Linked DNA regions of Homo sapiens: regions 1 and 2 are each linked to region 3. Evidence: chromatin loops called from intact Hi-C (ENCODE). Cell type or tissue: Caco-2. All regions are shown on one strand. Region 1 overlaps ELOVL6 (ELOVL fatty acid elongase 6). Region 2 overlaps ELOVL6 (ELOVL fatty acid elongase 6). Region 3 overlaps ELOVL6 (ELOVL fatty acid elongase 6).

Region 1 (8,000 bases), 120 kb before region 3:
CAGCATTTTGGGAGGCCGAGGCAGGCGGATCATGAGGTCAGGGGTTCGAGACCAGCCTGACCAACATGGTGAAACCCAGTCTCTACTAAAAATACAAAAAGCCAGGCGTGGTGGTGCGCCCCTGTAATCCCAGCTACTCAGGAGGCTGAGGCAGAAGAATTGCTTGAACACAGGAGGCAGAAGTTGCAGTAAGCCAAGATCTTGCTGCTGCACTCCAGCCTGGGGGACAGAGCAAGACTCTATCCCCCCCACCCCCCAAAAAAATTGCTCTGGTGAACCAACAGAGGTAGAAAGCATATGAATTGTAAGATGCTCTATCAATCTATCAATGAAAGGCATTACTGAAGGGCTGGACATCTTATGGACATTTAGTCAGTAGTAGTTGAGGGCTACAGCATCTTTGGGCTCTACTAGAAAGCGAGGAGTTTTAGTGACTCATCTCTGTGCCCCAAGCCTATGGGTGTCAAGTGTGGAAATGGCATTTCTGAGTATTTGAGGAACCCTCAGTGTCCTAGATGTCCCATTTAAATTGCCCAGAGTAAGAGAAAACAGAAACACAGTTTGATTTTAAATCAAAAGTTATGATTTTATTTTTAATTTTAATACACCAGGAAAAAATATTTTTTTTAATGTCGTGAAATAAGCACTTGAAAATAACAACTTCAACATTGCTGTGATTTGCTCTGTGAGGCTTATATGGGTGGGCTTCCATATGAATATGGGCTCTGAGGTCCCCAAGAAGCTGAATCTTCCAGTGGTTTTCAAGATAGCAGCAAGCAACCTCCTGCCTGAATATGTCTAGACAGGCAGACCTGTTTGAAACGAGTATGACCAGGGAGGACTGTTAGGCTACTTCTGTGGCCTTCTTAGTTTTTGTCGATGGAAATAAAGTCTCAAGTGCTACTAAGCATTGGGAAAGTAACAGCATTTAAATACCAATGTCGAGTCAGAACCCTTCATGGCCGGCCCGAATGGGTTATAAATGTGGCTTGACCCTGACTTATGGGACCAGTTATTAATTTAACCAGTTACTTCAGAAGAGGTTACTACAATGCAGTGTTGGTTTGGACGTCTAGTGAAATATATTTTACTGTGAGACTTCTGCCTGCCCAGCCTAAAATCAAAGTGCCACTTTTGAGCTCTCCCAAGCCCCACTCACGAATGTGCTCCCACTGTCCATCTAACTTCTAGAACAACTTCCACATCACTTCCTTTAAAAAGTGTCAATCAGGAGGAAGGGAAGCCTGAGAATTCCCCCTGCCATCTGTGAGCTCTGAATTGTCAAAGTCTCTGAGGATGAGGAAAGTAACTTGATTCAACAGGTTTGTGTATGTTCTTCAAAGCTCTGTGCATGTGCCCTGTACCGGCCTCTTTAGCTATGAGTTGTGCCATATGGCTCGCAGATGTTTATAACTGGAGTCTGTCACAACAGCATTCAAGAAAATGCTGTGACTGCACTGACACTTGTTTTGTGTAAGTCTTGGACACCAGCATACAGAGGCTGTTGCTCATTGGCAAACTGGGACCTACCCCTTCATACTGATTGTCGGAACAAAATAGAGCATTGTGATTTCATCAGCTCTCACTTTAATGTGTATACACTACTGGCCAAATGTGGTGGTGGATCTTGGCAAAGTCTCTTCCTGATAGCAATGAGTCTGAGGCACAAAGAATCAGGTGTTGTATAGAAAAGACAAAGAACGATGTTTCAAAAGCTGTGGGAGACAATGACTCACAGCATGAACATAGGCTTTACGATCATCCTAAATTGAGAGCAAGGTATTTATTATCGAAAACAGAGACTGGAGAAAGACACTACATTTGACTACTGGGACATTCTGGGTGCTTATAAAATTTTGACATGATATTATTTTTCATGATGGAAACTTTTAAGGAATAAGTGTCTACAAGAGGTGGACATGGACCATGCTTATACAACTTAAAGCTCTGAACTCTGAGAGGCAAAGTCTATTTGTTCTCTACTCTCCTCACAGCCTCTTGAATCAGACCTTGGCCAATCCAGTTACTCTGTTAAAGAATCATTAAGGAAACCAAAAAAAAAAAAAAGCCCTCAGAATATGCCCTAGCTGCCTCGGTTGTGTGACACACACCGTGGTCTCTGAGTAGAGGCTGTACTATCAGAATAAAGAAAAAATAGTAACCTGAGCATCTTGTCTCTCCCAGGTAATTCAGAAGCTGGGGCTATGGCCAGACTTCTGGAACATTCTACTCTAGCATCACTGTACTCCAGGAGCTTTGTTACTCTGATGTGACAGGCTTTACCTTATGAAGATGCTACATCTGATTTAAAAAAACATTCTGGGCCAGGCACGGTGGCTCACGCCTATAATCCCAGCACTTTGGGAGACCAAGGCGGGTGGATCCCCTGAGGTCAGGAGCTCGAGACCAGCCTGGCCAACATGGTGAAACCCTGTCTCTACTAAAAATACAAAAATTAGCTGGGTGTGGTGGCGGGCGCCTGTAACCTCAGCTATTTGGGAGGCTGAGGCAGGAGAATTGCTGGAACCTGGGAGGCGGAGGTTGCAGTGAGTCTAGATCGCGCCACTGCACTCCAGCCTGGGCAACAACAGCAAGAATCCACCTCAAAAAAAAAAAAAAAAAAAAAAAGAAAGACATTCTGTGGGTCTCTTTCTGTTCTTCTAGGTTCCCACTGTCTTTCCCATCAATTCTACAAAACCCACTCATATGAAGTTTCTAACTCAGTCTAGACATATTAGTCTCTTTTCTCATCAGTTTCTTTACATGAGCAGAGAGGTGGAGAAGCGAGGGGATATAATCAAGCCTTTCTTTTCCCTCTAGCAATGTACATGTAAAGTATTCCCTCTTCTCCCCTTACTTTTGTAGTGGAGCATAATTAGAAGGATGGGAGTAAGTGACTTCGAATAACCACCTCAATCCATGGTTTTAATTTGGTACTTTGGCCTTGCGTTAGATGTAATATGGTAGTTACTCTTTTCCCATAAGCAACACTAGAAGGTCCACGTAAACCCCCTGCTTTATGAATAGAGCATTTCTCACTAGAACTTCATTGCAAACTCATGGACTTGGCTTGATGCTCAGACCTAGTGTATGAAATCATGTGTGTATGAAATAAAGGATTTTTTTTTAGCCCAAGAACAATGCTTTCACCATAGTAGGATCGGGATGCAGTGGAAAATCTTCAATAGAAAGATACTCTATTGCAGCATAGTGGGGCAGCTATAAAAACTTGCCTGCCCAAGTTTTTCTGGAATGTTAACTGGCAGCAGGATTATCTATGCAGCAGTCAATTCTCTGGTAGGTTTCAGATTTGTCATGGGCCAGTGATCCAGCCTCATATCTTGATATGATTAAAGCGGCTAAGCTGAGATGTTAAAAACAGTGTATTGAACCTATATTACCAAAATTTTGTTTTGTTTTGTTTTGTTTTAAAAAAAATGTGGCTTTTTTCCTCCCATGATAAACATTGGAAATGCCTTTAGATATATTTAGCTAATTTTAAAACTATTAAGACATTCACCCTGTAAACAAAAATTCCAAATTATTTTACAAGTAAAGACAAACAAACATGAACCTAATACCAAAATGAAAGTGCTTTGGAAGCATCATTTAGAGTCTTTTTAAGGTTTATGCTCACTTCCGTTTCTAACCTGCATTAAGAGATCTGCAATAAATCACTCAATTAAATAATTAAATCAACCAGATGAGCCTCCAATGGGTCCTTCAATTAAATTCAAGTCAACTGTTATGTGGCCTTCTCCTCATTTTAATTATTCTCATTTTCTGTTATAAGGAAAAAAGGCTTATTGCACGGTATCATGTATTTGCGAAGCTCAAAATAACATTTGCATCCTAAGCATCTATTAGCTCTTATAAAAGGACCTGTCTTTTCAGCTCATGTCAGATTTTGCATAATTTATAATACATTCCTCCATCAGTTGTGTCTCACCTATGAACCAACATCAAGACATTATAGACTGCTCACAATCATTTAACATAGATGTAACAGCTTTCCTCCCCTGCACTGTCCCCCACTCCCCATTTCTTCCAGTCATGACTTGGTTTGCATGGATTCTTTGTTCACTGCTCAAACCATTCACACAGAATGGAATAAAACTTTATTCTTTTTAAATTCCACACATAAACGAGATGCTGAAAAAGCCCTTGCCATCTCTGACAGAAAAGCAGAGCAGCTCTGTTTCATGAACGACAGCACAATTAAAGCTAAAATAATATAAAAATAATTCGAAAAAATCCCTTTTACTGTACACTCTCAAAGCAAGAAAGAGAAACAACAGTTTTGTTTTGTTTTTTTCTGCTAGCCAGAAAATGTGTTTCTATTCATTTGGGCTTTGAAGTTCAGTGTACCCCACATCTGTGTGTCTGTGTGTGTATGCGTGGCTATGTGCGTGTAATCTATGCAGTGTGGAAGCCCCTAATCTTTTCATCTAGTTTGCCTAATCATTAAGCTACTTAACCAATTATAATACTATTATGTCACATTGAACAACTTTACATAATTGCTTCTTTGAAATACTAGAAACATTGACACATGTATTTGGCTTGTAAAGGACTGAAATATTACAGAGAATATTATCCAGCTTTTTTTTTTTAAAGAATATGGCTCTTAATAAATTGATTTTGAGTTCCAGAGCTAAAGTCCCTTTTAAAACATTTCTGAAGCTGACTTGAAGCAGGATGAATATCTTCTGATTTGGCCAAAGACATGACAAGTATTTCATATCACTTAAAATTTGAGGGATAAGTGTATGGGGGCCCTTTGTTGTCAACTGTTTTCAGCCAAACTTGCCTTGAAGTTTGTTGTAGTATTGCCACTCAGCCAGCAGAGGGCCCTTTAAACACCTCTACATTGCTTGGGGAGCAAATGCAGATGATGCAGAAACACAGTGTTCCCCCAATATTTCGAACAGCCCTGTGATTTCCTTTTGGAATTCACAAAAATATCGAAAATATGCGCTATACTGTGGGGTTTCATTTGGAAAGTTATGAGTGTGTGTGAAGTCAAACAGGGAGGGGCATACACACCATCTGTCTGTCGAATTGATCTTCGGCTCACCTCTTTTCCCACTGCCTTTCTCCCTTTTCCAGCTCACAGTGGTCCTGGGCCGGGCCTTTTTACAAATACTACAGAACCCGTTTTCACATTGTTTGGTTGAGTGTTTATCTTTTTCAATTCTGTATTTACTCTTCTGTTCAAAAGCCCGGGGCAACTGAACAAAAGGATAATGCTTCATATCTCACTTAAGAGTAGAAATTACAGTTCAACTATCAGAAATGCTCTGGGATGGAGCTGCCCCCATGGGACCTGGGCTGCACTGTTTCCATCCTCCCAGGAAGAATCTTGGGGAAGTATTCACCCCCTTTGGTTTTGGCAAACTCACTAGCCTGAGGCTATGCAGTGAAGATGAAGTTAGTTGAAATATAGTTGTTTACATCTGTTTTCATAAGGATGATTAAGACATCTTTTCTCATGGGGTCTACAGCAGCTGGCATTTCTTAAAAAGGCTTTAGTTTCTGCAAAAGCATTATCGTTCTAGATATACACCCTGTGTCTCTTTCATTTTTGTCTTTTCTATTGGCTCCAGTTTAGTGTCCATAAAGTTAGAAAGGATTGTGTGTGTTGTGCTCGCACAGTTTCTAGAGTAAAAATCTTTCATCTTAGAGAAATGTGACACTTAGTAAATACATTTTTTCCTATGTGTTAATAGCCTTTGTTTGCCTTTGATTAGTCTCCTCTGCTTCTGGCTTGCTTTTGTTCTCCCTTGTCCTAGAGTTGATAGATAAAGAGGGAATGGGGTCTTCCAGCAGCAGTGCTTGGAGATGGAGGTGCACTCAGTGAGTCCTCACCCTAAAAGGATCATAAACTTACTGGGTTAAATCAACCTAATTATCCCTAAGCTGCCTTGGGTTTTGTGTTTGCTCATGTTTTGTTTTGTTTTAGCTGCACCACGTGTGATTCCTTGTGCCATTTTCTTTTGTCTATTATTTTTCTTGATGACCCTGAGCTATGGCTTCCTCCTCAGTTCCAACACTATTCAGCTTTCGTTGTTTTCCTCATTTTGCCGATGTAGGCCTCAAAGAAGAAATGGCAGAAGAGCACAAGGTAGCTGAGGTACATGAGTGAGGACCAGAAGATGTTCTGAAAGTGAGAGTGACACTGGTCATGCTGCATCCAGCAGAAGACCAGGTAGTTAACCACACAGCCCATCAGCATCTGAGTGATCTGGGACAAGGTGATGAACATGGCAAACTTCCGGGAGACTCGGAAACCTGCCGCCCGCAAGGCATAGTAAGAGTACATCACGGCGTGCACGCCATAGTTCATAGTCATGAACCAACCTCCCCCGGCAACCATGTCTTTGTAGGAGTACCAAGAGTACAGGAGCACAGTGATGTGGTGATACCAGTGCAGGAAGATCAGCTTCTGCTTCCTCAGAATAATGAATATTGTATCTCCTGGAAGACAAAGAGGAAGAAGGTACGTGAGATCCTTGACCACCAGTAACGATGACTTACAGTTTTGTAAGAGGGTAGACATCCTGAGCTAGGACTGGAGAGTTACATAGACTGGATTAGAACCCTGAACTGGTACTTACTAGCTCTGTGACCCTGGACAAGTTAGTTATCCTCACTATTTCTAGTTTCCTCATCTATATAAATGGTGATAATTTAAAAGAGTAGCATGGAATCACCTGAGGATTAAGTAGGATAATCAGCATGGCTCTCTTCACACACAGGAGGCAAGCAGCAAATGTTTCTTTCAAGGTATTTCACACAAAATCTTATCCATCATTGATCTGGAAGGGACATTAACAACTATGTTGCCAACTCCCAACTCAACTATACATTTTAGGAAATACCACCTGGAGGGGACTGGTGACTTGTCTTAGATCATTTATCAATCAAAGGAAACAGACTGGAAGTCAAGTGCCCAGCAAAATGTTCTAAGGCTTCTCTAGAGTAGTAAAACCATAATTTTTCTTTGGTACATGATAAAAGGTACCCCTCAAACATATATCTTTGTGAGCTCCCTAAATTACACAGCCTTGCCAAATGGCAGTGAGAAAAGTAAAACCTAAACAAAAGACAGAAAAAGGGGGACAAAAATCCTCTTCTATACACATTTGCTGACAAGGGTAATAGGAATATTTTATACCAGTGAATCAAGTGAGGAGCAATTGAAAATAACAGTTTTCATTTTACAGAATTAACTGAAAAGATTTCCAGGATCTATCAAAATTTTGTCTAACAATATCCCTTTGAAGGAAAAGACCATAGCTTCTGAGGCAGGGAATTTATATTATGAAAGCTAGAATTATGCTGAGGTGGGTAGATGCTATGTATCTGCAATGCTTCACTGAAAAGTTTCAGGGCTCTGAAAATAGACTGTAGAACATTTATGTAAAATTGGATGAAGAGCAAGCCCAGTGAAAAATATACCCAATTACATTAGCGAGTAAGAAAATAAGGGAAGTTACGCTAGGATGTGTGACAGAAACAGGCTAATGCAGGTGAATGCGTCTTTCTCCTTCCTATCTCTATGGTTATGAGACATGGGAAAAATCGACATCCTTCATGACCTTTGGTGAACTCAAACCTGGCTTCTTTTTGTGTAAAAAACAAAAGCTAGAAGGTTCTTTTAATTTTTTGTTTGTTTTTGAGACAGGGTCTTGCCCTGTCACCTACGTGCCATCGCAGCTCACTGAAAACTTGATCTCCTGGGCTCAAGTGATCCTCCCACTGCAGCCTAAGGAATAGCTGAGACTGCAGGCATGTGCCACCATGCCCAGCTAATTTAAAAAAACTTTTTTAGTAGAGATGAGGTCTTGAACTCCTGAGCTCAAGCTATCCACCAGCCTCGGCCTCCTAAAGTGCTGGGACTATAGGCGTGAGCCACCGCCCTGAGAACCCGGCCCTGGTTCTTCTTCTTCTTCTGAAATTTAATTAAGCGCAACAAAACAAAACAAAACAAAGAAAAA
Region 2 (8,000 bases), 65 kb before region 3:
ATCAGCAGCATGAAAACGAACTAATACAGGCTCTTTGGAGAAATGGCTGATTCCAGTTCTGGACAAGAAATATACAACATGCCTGGCCTGGTATCTTGTAATTAAAGAAAAAAAAATCAAACTATCACCATCAAAAGGAATAGCAATGGACTTAAAACACATCAAAATCATATCTCAAAATCACTGGCATATGAAAAAGTACATATCCATAAGTTTATAATGATTCTTAAGAAAACAAATCTTATTGTTTACATGCTAACTAACTTAAAAAAAAAACCTGATGAATATAGACAAAGAATCAAGCATTTATCCTAATCTTTGCTATAATAACTGTATATACTTCAAGATAACCGAATAGTTGATAAAGGCAAGTTTCTTCTTATAGAAAGCCTCTTCAAATATTACACCTGAATGTAATAAACCTTCTAGATCTAACTACAACTTATAAGAAATAGAAGGTACAGAAAAATGCAATCAAGCAAAATCCAGGCCAGAGGAAGCTCTATGGGGTAAACTATCTGGTTTCTTCAAAGGATGAATCATAAGGAAAAAGAGGAAATCTATAAGCCAAAAGATATCAGTTAATGGAAGTGTAAAGATCTCATTTTGATCTAGGTTCTTAAACTGTAAAACAGGAATCATTTATGAGACAACTGAAGAAATTTGAAATTTAATAAGAACAAATTATTAATTTAGGTGAGATCATAATACTGTGTTTGCTTTTAAAGAGTACTTAACCTTTAGCCATGGTATGATTTCAATAAGAATTATTTCAGCCTCTATTATTAATAGTTCCAAATAATTTGGGGATGAGAAACAAGGTGAGCAAGATTAAACGAAGTAAAATCAGCCAAGTGTTGACAATTGTTTAACCAAGGTAGGGGTTGCAGGGGAGTCATTGTACTTTTTTTCTCCGCTTACAAGTGTTAAAATTTAAAATAACAAAAGATAAAGGTGCAGGGAATATTGAAAAATCAGTAAAATGGTGAAAGGCTTCATTAGGATAGAGATAAATTCCCCACAAATATCAAAATACTTCAGGTGAGGCATACTCTGTCAACCTTAAATGTAAATAAAAATGAAAAGCCTTCTTTATATTATAGAGAATCATGATCTGATACAGATTGAACTGGAAGGAGATTTTAGTGACAGATCCAAATCATGAGTACTTCAAACCTAGGGCTTTAGAAATTGCACTGAAATAAAAAGTATATTCAGTAGTGGTGAGTAAGTGGGTGTTTTAGATGGAGGGATCCAACATTATGGAAAAACACAGATCATAAGAGTTTAATGGAAATACTCTTCCTCAGTCATTTTTAATAAGCTTTAAGTAACTAATGAAGCTTTAATGATAACATCCATTTCTGCTTAGAACAGTTAATATATGAAAAAATACAAATGAATATTTATAAATATGAAAATTAATAGTTTTGTGTTTCATAGTATATCTACATTTACTCCGCTCCCGTTCCTCCCCAAGCCTAGTTATGAACTTGCTGGTTTTGACAAGCAAAACACAAATAGAACAGGTGCCTTTGTTAGCACTCTAGGTAAATCCTGGCACTTGCTTGGACACCAGCTGGGTGCTAATTAGTCTTGTGATTGCCTAGATCACAAAATAATACAAGACTGGAAATGCTCCTGAAAGCTTCTGGAGGAATGAGTCTGCACACCAGCTGACAGATGCCCTGAGAGAACAGGCCTTGTCCTGACAGTCTCTGTGTTGAGTTCTTTCACATTTACAAAGCCAGAGCTGGCTACATAAACACATGTCTGCAAGTCAGTTCGGGGAATGAGGGTGGAGGGTGCTTTTGAAGATGCAGAGCAAAAGCATTCTCTGGTCTAGCAATACTGACACAGATGTCCAGTGTCTGGTCTATGTCTAAGTGTCATCTTTTGATTAAGTGTTAGGAACAGCACACCCAGGGTATTTGAACCCTGTTCTCCAATAGACTTCAACAGGTTACTTGTGTGCCTTCCCATTTAACCTTTCATCTATATTTAGCCAATAACAATAATGAATTGCTGTACTGCTTCTCATCCTAACAGATCAATCAGATTACTGCATGACCAATTTGGACAGGACAAGAGATGGCCTGACACCTCTCAAAATATATAAGGTTGAATACATCATGGCAAATGGTGGCAGTGAAGGCTTTCTTTCTGAACATGACTTTATTTTATGTCCTCATCATATTCAATAATCAAAAATATCAGATTTAAAATCAAATGCTCAATCATTGCATTCTTTCAGCAAGTGATAAAATGGATACGTTTTATTAGAAAAATGAAAAAAACCTACCTGAAGACTGCAAGGGTCAGAGACCAGAGCACTAATGGCTTCCTCAGTTCAAACTTTGCTCGTTTATTCATTAGGTGCCGACCACCGAATATAAAGGCAGCATACAGAGCAGAAAACAGGAAAGATTTCTTCCTGCAAACAAGCAAACAAAATCTTTAAGATATTTTTAGTCATTAGGAAACACCAAATTTTGTACCAGTTCTCCTCTTTGTAAGCACTGAAAAAATATTCTTGAGAATATTCCTGCTTCACTGAAGAGGGAGTCTAGTCTACACGGCAAACTAGTGTTCTGTTGAAATCTCCCTTGACAAATCAGGTCTTCCAGTAGTTTAACCAACATATTAAGTATCATGTCAGGATAGATATATTTCCTTTGTAGGCTCTAGGACTGAAATTTCAACAACATAGCATTGAAGTACAAAAAGTAGTCTTTTCACTGAGAGAAATAATTTTATTCTTTAGAGTTTGTTGAGCCAATTTAGATACATACATGAATTTTAAAAAGAAGTGTTTTTATTGGAACTATTTGGTGACAAGGTTGTGTCTTGGAACAAGATAGCCATTTAAAATTTTATCTTGGGTGGGTGTGGTGGCTCACACCTGTTATCCCAGCACTTTGGGAGGCAGAGGTGGGTGGATCACTTTAGGCCAGGAGTTTGAGACCAGACTGGCCAACATGGTAAAACTCCCTCTCTGTTAAAAATACAAAATTTAGCCAGGCATGGTGGTGGGCACCTGTAATCTTAGCTACTTGGGAGGCTGAGGCAGAATTGCTTGAAACCAGAAGGCAGAGGTTGCAATGAGCTGAGATTTTTGAGACTCCATCTCAAAAGGCAAAAGAATAAAAGAATGGTTATTCCATAGGCAGCCCTGAGGACTGCTGGCTGGCTACTTTTATGGGTTTTTTAATTACATGCTAAACGAGGGGTAGATTATTCATGAGTGCTCCGGGGAAAGGGGCGGGGATTTCCCCAGGAACAGAACTGAGGGTTCCTTCCCTTTTTAGACTGTATACTGTACCATGGCATTTGTGAACTGTCATGGTGTTGGTGGGAGTGTCTTTTAGCATGCTAATGCATTATAATTAGCATATAATAAGCAGTGAGGATGATCAGAGGTCACTTGTGTTACCATCTTGGTTTGGGTGGGTTTTGGCCAGCTTCTTAACTATATCCTGTTTTATCAGCAGGGTCTTTGTGACCCGTATCTTGTGCCAACCTCCTATGTCATCCTGTGACTAAGAATTCCTTACCTCCTGGGAATGCAGCCCAGTAGGTCTCAGCCTCATTTTACTTAGCCCCTATTCAAGATAAAGTCACTCTGGTACAAATGCCTCTGACAACAGTACTGATAATGCCAAAAGATAAATTCAAAAGCAAAAATCCACAAACTTCTATAATAGAACTATGATTCGACTGAAAGCAACAGAAACCTTATAAATAATTTAAAACAGTTGAGCATGTTTCCTGAGAAAGCAATGTTTCTCTTAAAATGGGTCTTCCCTATTCAATTAGATCAATAAGGAAAGGGTTGAGAAATAAGTTACAAAACATAATATCAAAAGCAAAATGTGTTCACCTAAAGAGTATTATTTGTAAAATGCTTCGTGTTTTCTCCCTTTATGCTGACATGTAATGCTGACTCATAAGGGACCTTGCTATTTACACAAGCAGCTTTCCTATGTAAATGAATGCAAGTGACCTACTTAGTGAATACCACCAAATAAAGCAATGATTCCAGAAATCAACCCATAAGTAAATGTTGAATAAATCACTTTCACTGAGGTTTACAGACTCTTCTCTTGGGCCCACAAGACCTGGAACACAGTAGGTGCTTAATAAATATCTGTTGAATGAACGTGGTCTTGTCCTATCAAATTTTCTGATGGGGAAAATAATCAGGCATCTGTGTACAGTAAACAGGCAGCAAACACTAACAGAAAGTTGTACTTTCCCCGTAATACATTAATAACTAAAGAGTCAAATATTCAGAAAAATATTATGATACATTTTCTTCCCCCAGAAAGACATTGATTATTTCTATACTTCAGTGAAACAATTTTGTGGAAACTTTAACTATTGGACATTTCAGGAAGAAAGTACTTTTGGCCATAAATTATATATTGCTTTATTTCTCCTCTGGAAATTACAAGGGCATGGAATTAAATTACTTAAGAGTCACAATCACTGTTTCTGTTTATGCACATATAAGCAAAGACTAAAGAAAAATAAAGTTCTACCAAGTTAATGTAGGTGATAGTAATCTGAAAAAGTATATACTTTTTTTCTAATTTATAAAGGTAATAAGTGACAATAATCACATTATGATTTATAGAGTGATTCCTATGGGTAGACATAATGCCAAAAAGCTTTACCATTTAATCCTCATGGTGCAGGTAAAGTATTATCTTTATTTCATAAATAAACAGGCTTAGAGGTAAAGTAGCCCTAGATTTTCCTGTTCTTGTGGTAAACTTTCAGAAGAAAAAGGGGTACTTGAAGTGTTATCTTATAAGCTGTAAAAATTCCTTAAGCTGTCCTGTTGAATTACATAATCATTGCATAATGTGTAGAACATTGTGTAACTGTGAAAAGATGAAGAAGAATTTCCCATCTTCATGTTTCTACTGTCATATTTTCTGAGCCTGGGAAGCTTTCATCCAAACCCTCTTTGCTTCTTTGAGAACAGAAATTAATTATACATATACCATGGAAGACATTTCCTTAAAATTACCATTATTTATCTTACCCATTCAACATAATTGAGATTCTGATTATGGTTGTATTAACTGTATTACTTGCAATCATAAACCAAGTTAAATGAATATCTTCATACAATCCTATCATTCTAGCCATAAAGGGAAAAGTAATGCCTCAAGAACCAAGAAAAGAACAAAAAATCTTCCCTATGTATTTTTTCTCCAATTTCCTAACTTCTAAAATGAGAATTAATCCTAATGCACTGCTCACTTCCCAGCAAGGGCCATTCACTTTTCCACAAGAGCTCTCTTTACAAAGCAATTCAACAGCTAAGGCAATGAAGTCAGTCAGTACAGAATCATAGAACTTGATAATTGCAAGCAAGGAACCTTAGAGGTGGAGCCCAATTTCCTCCTTCGACAGAAAAGAGAATAGGGAACCGATGACAATAGTCACTCACAGTCACACAGCTTCATGCTACACTGGTCAAGACTATCCAACATTGTCATGGCTGTGGTCAAGCAGGTAGGTAAACACAAAATAATTGTATAAGCTATATCAGGGTCACAGGTAGTTAATGGGAATCGGTTTGAGTGCTGTGATCAAAGTAAGTTTTTCATTGCATGCACAGAAATCTTTTACTGTAGTGAAATTCAAATCCTTGGGGTTAGTTTGGAATTAAACCTAAGCATCTGCTATAAGTGGAAGTTGCCTAAGCATTAATAATTACCTCTTTAACTGAGTTGTCATTTATGGTTGAATGTACTATTTGTTTTCCATATTGCTTAGAAGAAGGTAAGATTTTCTTTAATGAACAGGACAATTTAAATGAATTAAAATTGCCTTTCCTTTCTGGCATCTCTCCGGTAAAGTTCAATTATATTCAAGATGAATAATGGTTTGCCACTAGCCCACTTAGTTTTTAATGTGGATAGATTGCTTTCCTAATGGTTCTGTGGTAATACTTTGTATACTGGCAGGCCTCCATACTTGGGTATAATGGTAACACTATACTGTTTTATTATTAGATAATCAGTCATTTTGAGATAGCATGGACTCTTCTTGTTTAATAAATTTTAAATGTGCATCATATAGCACAACCCATAATTATAGGTACTTAATAAGTACTTTTCAGTGTGGTGATTCAGGAGTTATGATTACCAGGTGACCAACCAAATAAAGACAACCCAAATGAAATACTGATGTGCTTTAATTCTGTCAAGCTTATATTTATCCTTTTTACCCTTCTATTTCTGTCATCAAGATGAACAATGGAAATTATTCCATAATTAATAAAAATGAATAGTGGATCTATCCTTAGAAATCTGAATTTCTCTATCATACTATCTTGTTCCAAAGCATTCCTAGGACATGCTTTTTTGATTCTTACCAGAGTAGCTGAGCAAGTTCTCACTTATGATTGGTATTTCTTGCTTTACCCATTAACATTTCTGAAAAAGTATGCATAAATTGAAATACATGTTTTTTTAAACTCGTGGGATTTCACTGAAACCAGTGCTTAGCTTGAGTCTCGTTAGCATTCACGTCAAGATTTCTATACCCCAAGAGTCAAACTAGTTTATTTGCTAATGAAGAAATGTTTATGTGGGTAGTATTTCAACATAGGATAATTGCTAATGAATAGCTTGGGAAGCTGGCCTGAGCTCCCTCCTGGCTCTTTCATGTCGTATCTACATGGCCTTCATTATGGCTACTGTACACATGTGAGGTACAAGGAGATGGGAAAGTAAAAAGCAGTGAGGGGAAAAAATGAAAAGGGCACCGCCCAGTTCAGCTGATACCTATCTACCTAGTGCAGAGAAAGTTTTCATGTTCTAAGGTGAAGAGTCTGACGCTGAGACAGAATGCCAACTGGTGCACCCCCCTCCTCTTTTAAGAGTCCTCTTGCAGTTCAGTTGCTGACTCAAGTCAGGAAACAACTTATGGTTCTGAAAGTGATTTTAGGGATACAAATAAAGTAGGGACCCAGAGACTAGAGGAAATAACACTACTTTTTGCCAATATGACATTTAATGTATGTCTATGGTGGTTATAATTTGATAAGAAAATAAGATTTTCTTGAGAGGGATCCTGAGGTTTCTTGAAGTCCTATCCAGGGCTTAATTCTGCCACATTCTTAAGGATTCTGCAAGACTTCATATAGGCATTTTTTTTACGTTAAAAAAAATGGAAATTTTTCCGCAGATTTTTTTTTTTTTTTTTTTTTTTTGAGCCAAGGTCTCATTCTGTCATCTAGGCTGGAGCGTAGTGGTGTGATCATGGCTCACTGCAGCCTCAGCCTCCAGGGCTCAAGCGATCTTCCCACTTCAGCCTCCTGGGTAGCTGGCACTACAGGTGCGCCTGATTCTTTTAATTTTTTTGCAGAAATGGGATCCCAGTATGCTGGCCAGACTGGTCCCCAACTCCTGGACTGAAGCAATCCTCCTGCCTCAGCCTCCCAAAGTGCTGGGATTACAGATGTAAGCCACCACACCTGGCCAGGAGGTTTTATTCGTAAGTAAATTAACCATATGCCCAGAAATTCTGACAAACAATTTTGTGAATAATCATGAAAATATGCCCGTAATTGATACAAATGAAAAGTGGCTTTACAATTGCAAGACAAAGCCATAACTAAGGTAAAGGTTCCTTATTCTTATTCCAAGCTGTTGTGTATGACCAAGGATACCAACTAAGGTGTGATTTCCAAGCTTCTTTGAGTTGTAAGCACTTTACCTTTTTGCTTCCCCCTCCAGATACTAATTTAGAGATCACAGGTTCTCCTCATCTATTTTTTTAAAAAAGGTGTGAGAACTAGTTTTTAGTTTTTCTATCCTTGAAGTAGGCCATAAGCAAAGTAGAGTTACATTTAGTCCATGAGATTCAATAACATGGCTGCACATCCCTTTCCAGGAAAGTATACCCCTCTTAGAAGCAGATTGGACACAGAAATTCCTTGTATACATCTGTAAACTTATCTTTTTCCCCCCTTGTCACCT
Region 3 (8,000 bases):
GAGCCAAGATCGTGCCATTGTACTCCAGCCTGGGCGACAGAGCAAGACTGTCTAAAAAAGAAAAAAAAAAAAAGTCAAATTCAATGGATGCAATCAGAACTTTTTCAAAAACTGCTCTCACGTGCTTTCATTGTGCAGAGCTCATTTAAACAAAATGAGCCCCACCATATGCTTTTCAAAATATCACCTTTGAAAATGGTTTCTGTAATTTTCCCAGTAGGTGCTGACGTCATAAGCCAAAGCAGGAGAGACCCAGACTCTGTGGACAGGCAGTGTGGACCTAGACTGCCTGGGTTTGAAGCCTCACTCTGCCAATCACCAGGTGTCCCACCTTTTCCAAGTTACTTAACCTCATCTCCAAGACATGCCCAATCACAAAGCCTACTTCATAAAATGGAGGGTTAATTAAATTAATGTTCATGAAGCCTTTAGTGGGTACGTGGTAAGCTCAATGATTATTAGTTAATAATATCCTTATTAAACGTCCAGTAAGTCTTTTTTAAATGTTATTTTCTTTGAGAAAGGGTCTCACTCTGTCACCCAGGCTGGTTTGCAATGGCACCATCATGGCTTACTGTAGCCTAGACCTCTTGGGCTCAAGCAATTCTCCCATCTCAGCCTCCCAAGTTGCTGGGACTGCAGGTGTATGCCACCACACCTGGCTAATTTTTGTATTTTTGGTAGAGACAGGGTCCACCCACCTTGGCCTCCCAAAGTGCTAGAATTACAGGTGTGAGCCACTGCACCCGACCCCAACAGAGTTTTGGGGTTTTTTGTTTTGTTTTTTTTTTTTTGAGACGGAGTCTCGCTCTGCCACCCAGGTTGGAGTGCAGTGGTGCGATCTCGGCTCACTGCAATCTCTACCTCCTGGGTTCAAGTGATTCTCCTGCCTTAGCCTCCCTAGTAGCTGGGACTACAGGTGCCTAACACCATGCCCAGCTAATTTTTGTATTTTTAGTAGAGATGGGATTTCACCATGTTGGCCAGGCTGGCTGGCCTGTAACTCCTGACCTCAGGTGATCCACACACCTCAGCCTCCCAAAGTGCTGGGATTACAGGCGTGAGCCACCATGCCTGGCCAGCCCAATAGAAGTCTTTAAATAAGTATTATTCAGAATTTCTAGAAAACACACTCCAATCATCTTCCATATTAAAACAATGGTGAAGGATTCACGGTGTGTGTGTGAGCACACACAGGTGTTTGGAAATTATCCACTCTTCTTCCCAGTTCTCTCTGGATTCTCCCTTAGGAAACAAAAATTTTTGATCTAATTTTAAGAAAATTTTTATTTTTATGAATTTATGCTTATATTCATTTTATATTTAGTTTTCTTTTCTTTCTTTCTTTTTTTTTTTTTTTGAGATGGAGTTTCCCTCTTGTTGCCCAGGCTGAGTGCAATGGTGCGATCTCAGCTCACTGCAACCTCTGCCTCCCAGGTTCAAGCGATTCTCTTGCTTCAGCCTCCCAAGTAGCTGGGACTAAAGGCGTGTGACACCACACCTGGCTAATTTTTGTATTTTTAGTAGAGATGGGGGTTTACCATGTTTTACCATGTTGGCCAGACTGGCCTCGAACGCCTAACCTCAGGTGATCCACCCACTTTGGCCTCCCAAAGTGCTAGGATTATAGGCGTGAGCCACTGAGCCCAGCCTATATTTTGTTTTCTATATTTATTAGATTTATAAATTTTTTAAATCTCCAGCCTTAAGAACATGCTTTATGATTTAAATTTGAAAAGACAAGTTCTCTATATGAAAATAAAGTTCCCTTATCAGCATTTTGTGATATATTTACTGCTAAGTATAGGTTGTGTGCTGCCATTATAAATTTGAATTATGCAAAAAACAAGATAAAGGCTTGAACTTTGCATGTTACTTCTAGAACAGAATACAGCTGATCCTCATTACTAAGAATTCATACTTATTTAGCATACTCGCTAAAATTTATTTGTAACCTCCAAATCAATACTCATAGTACTTTTGTAGTCATTTGTGGTCATGCAAAGAGCAGTGAAAAAATTAAGTTGCCCAATGTGCACATCCCTAGCTGAGGCTAAACCAAGTGATGCTCTGCTTCTTTTTTGGACTCTCATTCTCTAAACAAATGTCCTTTTTGCAGTGTACTTGGTCCTACCTTTCTTACATTTTTGTGCTTTTTCATGATTTCCCTATTTAAATTGGCCTCTAGTGCTGACATGCTGAGGAGTGTTCTTAACCACAAGATTATGATTTGCCTTAGAAAAACACGTTAGATTAGCTTAGTTCAGGCATGAGTTGATATTGACTGCAAGCTCAATGTCAACAAATCAACAATATATTAAATAAGATGTGTGATATTATATATACAGGTTTCATCCACAGCTCCTGGCTCGCAACTCCCACAGCCCTGTTAAAGTCTTTTGTTATAATGTTGGGGCACTTTAGGCCCAGAAAAAGGCCTCAAAAAATGGAATCTCTCTCTCTCTGACCTTCCCTTGCCCTGGTTTCCCCAGCCCAAGGCAGAACTCTAACCTTCCCAGGCCTTTCTGATTGAGTCCTGAGACCCTCAATTCAGAAGGGATCTTGCCCCTTACCCTGGAGGAAGGAATGTGACACACAGGCCAAGAAGAATCTGAACAGACAGGCCTTGCTGGGTTTCCCGCTCAGTCAATGAGTATTAGGTTGGCCAGGCGCTGTGGCTCATGCCTGTAATCCTAGCACTTTGGGAGGCCAAGGCAGGCAGATCACCGGAGGTCAGTTTAAACTGAGACCAGCCTGACCAACATGGTGAAACCCCATCTCTACTAACAATACAAAATTAGCTGGGTGTGGTGGTTGATGCCTGTAGTCCCAGCTACTTGGGAGGCTGAGCCAGGAGAATCGCTTGAACCTGGGAATCAGAGGTTGCAGTGAGCCAAGATCGCGCCATTGCACTCCAGCCTGGGCAACAAGAGTGAAACTCCATCTCAAAAATAAATAAATAAATAAATAAATAAATAAATAAATAGTATTAGATCATACCTTTTTTGTCCAATCACATTTCTGCATGGTTGTCAATCATACCTACACAATGAAGTCTCCATAAGAAGCTCAAGATTGGGTTTGGAGAATTTCCAGATAGCTGAGCACCTGGAGGTTACTGGAGGGTGGTGCACGTAGGGAGGACGTGGAAGCTCCAAGCTCTTCTCCCATACATTGCCCTATGTATCTTTTCATCTGTATCTTGCATAATATCCTCTTTTTTTTTTTTTTTTTTTTTTTTTTGGTTGAGACAGGGTCTCTCTCTGTGTTGTCCAGGCTGGAGTACAGTAGCACTATCTTGGCTCACTGCAGCCTCTGCCTCCTGTGCTCTTTCCTCCCACCTCAGACTCCCAAGTAACTGGGACTACAGGTGCATGCCACCACACTTGGCTTATTTTTTAGCTTTTTGTAGAGACAAGGTCTCACTATATTGCCCAGGCTGGTCTCGAATTTCTGGGCTCAAGCAATCCTCCAGCCTTGGTCCCCACGGTGCTGAGATTTCAGTTGTGAGCTACTGTGCCCAGACTTATAACATCCTTTATAATAAACTAATACATGTGTTTCCCTGAGTTCTCTGAGCCTGTCTAGCAAATTAGTGCAACCCAAAGTCATGAGAATCCCAACTTGAAGCCACTCAGAGGTCAGAAATTCCAGAGACCCAGACATGTGACTCTTGGCTGGGGAGAGCAGGTAGTCTTGGGGATTGGGACTTTAACCTGTGGGATCTGTCCCTATCTCCAAGCAGATAGTGTCAAAATTGAACTGGAGGACACCCAGTGGATGTCTGCTGCAGAATTTACTGCTTGCTTGGGTAGTGGTGTGAGAACAGAGGAAAAACAGTTTTGAGTTTTTCCACTCACATACAAAAGACGTCTTTAACAGAAGCACACTTAAAAGAAAGTCATGTATTGATCAATTGTTGAAAATGTTGTGACCAGACACTTGTAGGAACTTAATTCTTATATTCCACCTGGGAGCAATGATTCAGTGTTTGCTAATTCAGTACCCCCAGCAACTTTATAAAGCATAACTACAGCAAGTAATGAGAATTGCCTGGACCTCCTGCAAAGTACAAGGATTAGAGGTAGATAGTACTAATCCATCCCAGGTACATGGATTAGGCACTGAGAAAGAAGAGCCTTCTAGGATAGCATCCACACTTGACACTGGTTGCTTAGTTAAGTGAATACCCTTCTTCTTAAGAAACGTCTTTTTGAGATCTGATTTTACTTAGTTTAAAATATATGCTTACAAAAATAAATAACTGCATTAGCCCAAAGTACTTAAAAATTCTTGCTGATGTTTTTTACTGTAAACTCTGCTAAGAGCTTTTAAGTCTTGTTACAGTGAAACAATGGACATATACCCCTGGAATATGGAGACTTTTCATTGAGTGTCACATGCAGGGGAAAAAGGAAAACCAACAATACTCCCTGGACCTCCCAAACCTTCTTGTCTTCAAGTCCTAAGCACAACAAAGAATGCAAAAGGAGAGACACACTGCATATGCCTATGTGGATTCTCATATGCTTATGTTCCAGTGACACCTTCCCATTTGTCTTGTGCTAAGTAAACCCACAGGTTTGTGTAATAAAGACAAAAAGCATGCCATTTATTGCCATAATAGTGTACTATTTCATCCACTGACTTGATCTGCCTATCTGTGTATTCAAATAGCACCTATGACCTGCTTCTCCGCCCAGACAGAACAAATTATTGGGTGTGACTTAGTCAAGCATGAGAACAAACAGAGAGAAATATGAACTCAGGCTGTCAAGGCACAGAAGTAGGCAGTAATGGGAAGCAGGTGAGATGTGATCCCAGCAGACCAATGTGTTCTCTGAGTGCTAGTCCCAGGATGGCAATAACTGTTCCAAGTTCTGTTTATGTCACTAGTGATACCCACAACCAGCCATTCTCATCCTAGAACATCCAGGTCTCATACATTCTGAAAGATTCAGACTATCATCTAAAATTGTATTAGACCTGATAAGAATGGTTTCCTTTACCTGATATTCTAGTTCTGCAAAAGGCCACCTTTACTTTGCCCTGTTATTAAACAGTCCATGTCACTCAGCCTATGGCTGCATTTTGCCAAAATTTCCTCAACTGTAAAAAATTCCTTGATCAGGTCAAGTGACATGGACTGTTTAATAACAGGGCAAAGTAAAGGTGGCCTTTTGCAGAACTAGAAATCAGGTAAAGGAAAATAATAATAATAATAATAATAATAATAATAATAAATTCCTCGATCAACTGATTGGTCCTACTGCTAGATGCTCTGGCAAGAAATAAGATAAAATAGCATTACCTTGGGAGCTAAATGATAAGAACTTATGAATACAAAGAAACAACAATGAGGTCTACTTGATGGAGGAGGTTGGGAGGAGGGAGAGGAGCAGAAAAGATCACTTTTGGGTACTAGGCTTAATACCTGGGTGATGAAATAATATGTACAACAAATCCCCATGACACATGTTTACCTATGTAACAAACCTTCACATGTACCCTCAAGCCTAAAATAAAAGTTAAAAAAATAAAAATATAAAAAAGCAAGATAAATATTCGTTGGATAGAAAAAATAGCATGACTTTCAATGTAAATTTTAAAAAAGATTAACCCACAAAAATTAGAAATTTAAAAACTTTTTTTAAAAAGAAAGAAAAAGATTTTAAAATATCAGGATGTAAAGAAAGACAGTCTTTTTTTTTTTTTTTTTGAGACAGAGTCTTACTCTGTTGTTCAGGCTGGACTGCAGTGGCGTAATCTCGGCTCACTGCAACCTCCACCTCCGCAACTCAAGAGATTCTCCTGCCTCAGCCTCCTGAGTACCTGAGATTACAGGCCCATCCCACCATATGCCCGGCTGATTTTTGTATTTTCAGTAGAGATGGGGTTTCACCATGTTGGCCAGGCTGGTCTTGAACCCCCGGCCTCAAGTGATCTGCCTGCCTTGGCCTCCCCAAGTGCTGAAATTACAGGTGTGAGCCACTGCGCCTGGCCTTCAGGCATTTTAAATATATATTCTCATAATAATGAATGCTTTTACTTTTGAACATACATTTTTTAAAAAGGTCAAATGGTATCTCTTTTTGCCTGTGGCCCTACTGAATCAGACTAGACTTACCAAGTTTTCTATTGACCTTAGAATTCCTGATGTGCTAGGTTGACATTCCTATAATGTCAACACACGTTCACTAAAATGAATTTGCTTTTCTGCTATAAGACCTATTAGTCACAGATGGAAATTCTACAACTATAGAATACATGTAAAGCACAAGAAATTGTCACACTATATAACATGACCTTTACCTACATTTTTACTTTTGCTTCAAAGTTGGCATATTTAGATTTAGATGCACCTAAAACCATCCCAAGAATATAATGCACTAAATGAACAACCTAATTATTCTTATAGAGTGCAATTAACTCATAGGATACTTGTTAGTATCCTATGTATTAACTAATCATTCCTTTCGCTTCTTCTTAATCTAATTTTACGGACCAAATAATCTAAGAATGTGTAAATTCCATGTATGTTATAATTTGTTTATACTATAAATATAATTTATAATTTAAAAAACTAAAAAAAAAAATCAAATCACTGTTGGGCTCATATACAATCAAGACATAAGTATCGGCCAGTCACAGTGGCTCATGCCTGTAATCGCAATACTTTGGGAGGCTGAGGCGGGCAGATCACTTGAGGCTAGGAGTTTGAGACCAGCCAGCCAACACGGCGAAACACTGTCTCTACAAAAAATACAAAAATTAGCCACGCGTGGTGGTGCACGCTTATAATCCCAGCTACACGGGAGGCTGGGACATGAAAATCGCTTGACCCCAGAGGGAGAGGTTGCAGTGAGCCAACATTGCGCTACTGCACTCCAGCCTGGGCAACAGAGCAAGACTCTGTCTCAAAAAAAAAAGACATAAATATAATGTTCTCACCTATAAAATGGAGATGAAAAATCCTATTTTATAGGGTTGAAGGAGACTATGAGATAAAGTAAATGTAGTGTGTAAAATTTTAAATACTGACATATGTAAGTAACATCAATGATAACAACATAACTAAAACATATACAGCATCAGTGAAAGCTTTACATATATTAACTCATTTAATCAATATAACAACTCTTATCAGGTTAGTTTATTATTATTAAACTATGCTTTATAGAAGACTTTTACCCTCTCCAAGGTTACAAAGCTGAACAAGGATCAGAACTCAGGCAGTCTAGCCCTAGAGTTACATTACATCTATCATCCCTCTTTATGATGTTACTATCATATGATCCAACAGAGACAGTAACAGCAAATAAAGTCTAAGTCATGCCTTCATAGGAAGGGTAAGTGAGATCTTTATTATGTGCTGAGTAACTGATGATGAATGATAGATTCCAGTATCAATGGTCACAGAGCTTTCTCAATGTGGGGTCATGTTTTAGGATCTCATGTCATGTAATGTGTAAAACTATTCTTTCTTAATCATTTGTACTTGTTTAAATCATTATTCTTCCACTTCCATTAGGAAGTTTGTATCTAGAGCTCTCCTCATTGGCATAGTGGTGAGTTAAAAAAAAAAAAAAAGAACAAGAAAGTATCTAGAGCTCTATCTTCAGAGATTAAAGAGTAATTTACTCAATAGTTTACATTTAACAACACCATGAATAAATCAATGTTTCTACCTTATTTATTTATTTATTTATTTATTTTTTGAGATGGAGTCTCACTCTGTTGCTCACGCTGGAATGCAGTGGCGTGATCTTGGCTCACTGCAACCTCCACCTCCCAGGTTCAAGTGATTCTCCTGCCTCAGCCTCTCAAGTAGCTGGGACTACAGGCACATACCATCACACCTGGATAATTTTTGTATTTTTAACAGAGATGGGGTTTCACCATGTTGGCAGGCTGGTTTCAAACTCCTGACTTTGTGATCTGCCCACCTTGGCCTCCCAAAGTGCTGAGATTACAGGCATGAGCCACTGCGCCTAGCCTCA

What was found. A loop is a pair of places that touch in the nucleus more often than their neighbours do. Peaks named below come from ENCODE experiments on the same cell type or tissue, not always from the same donor. Only the 100,000 strongest peaks of a DNase experiment are listed, where the experiment ranks them.
Region 1: a loop joins it to region 3, with 7 times the contacts of the local background. A loop is called at or near these places in 5 of 110 quality-filtered maps.
Region 2: it touches region 3 in a loop (2.4-fold over the local background); 2 of 110 quality-filtered maps call a loop at or near these places.

What each region holds. Positions count from the first base shown.
Region 1 is chr4:110,045,286-110,053,285 of GRCh38, forward strand. ELOVL6 (ELOVL fatty acid elongase 6) reads right to left here. Exons shown (of 4, transcript NM_024090.3): 4 at 561-6,477. The coding sequence ends at 6,053. Among named protein-coding and RNA genes, the nearest start is that of EGF, 140 kb to the left of the region's middle. RefSeq lists an enhancer at 5,705-6,904. In Caco-2, a CTCF peak has its summit at 4,876 (motif pointing right); no DNase peak of the experiment used is centred here.
Region 2 is chr4:110,103,195-110,111,194 of GRCh38, forward strand. ELOVL6 (ELOVL fatty acid elongase 6) reads right to left here. Exons shown (of 4, transcript NM_024090.3): 2 at 2,303-2,434. Among named protein-coding and RNA genes, the nearest start is that of ELOVL6, 91 kb to the right of the region's middle. In Caco-2, no CTCF peak of the experiment used is centred here; no DNase peak of the experiment used is centred here.
Region 3 is chr4:110,168,463-110,176,462 of GRCh38, forward strand. All of the region lies in intron 1 of ELOVL6 (ELOVL fatty acid elongase 6), which reads right to left. Among named protein-coding and RNA genes, the nearest start is that of ELOVL6, 26 kb to the right of the region's middle. In Caco-2, no CTCF peak of the experiment used is centred here; DNase peaks (open chromatin) are centred at 3,689 and 4,729.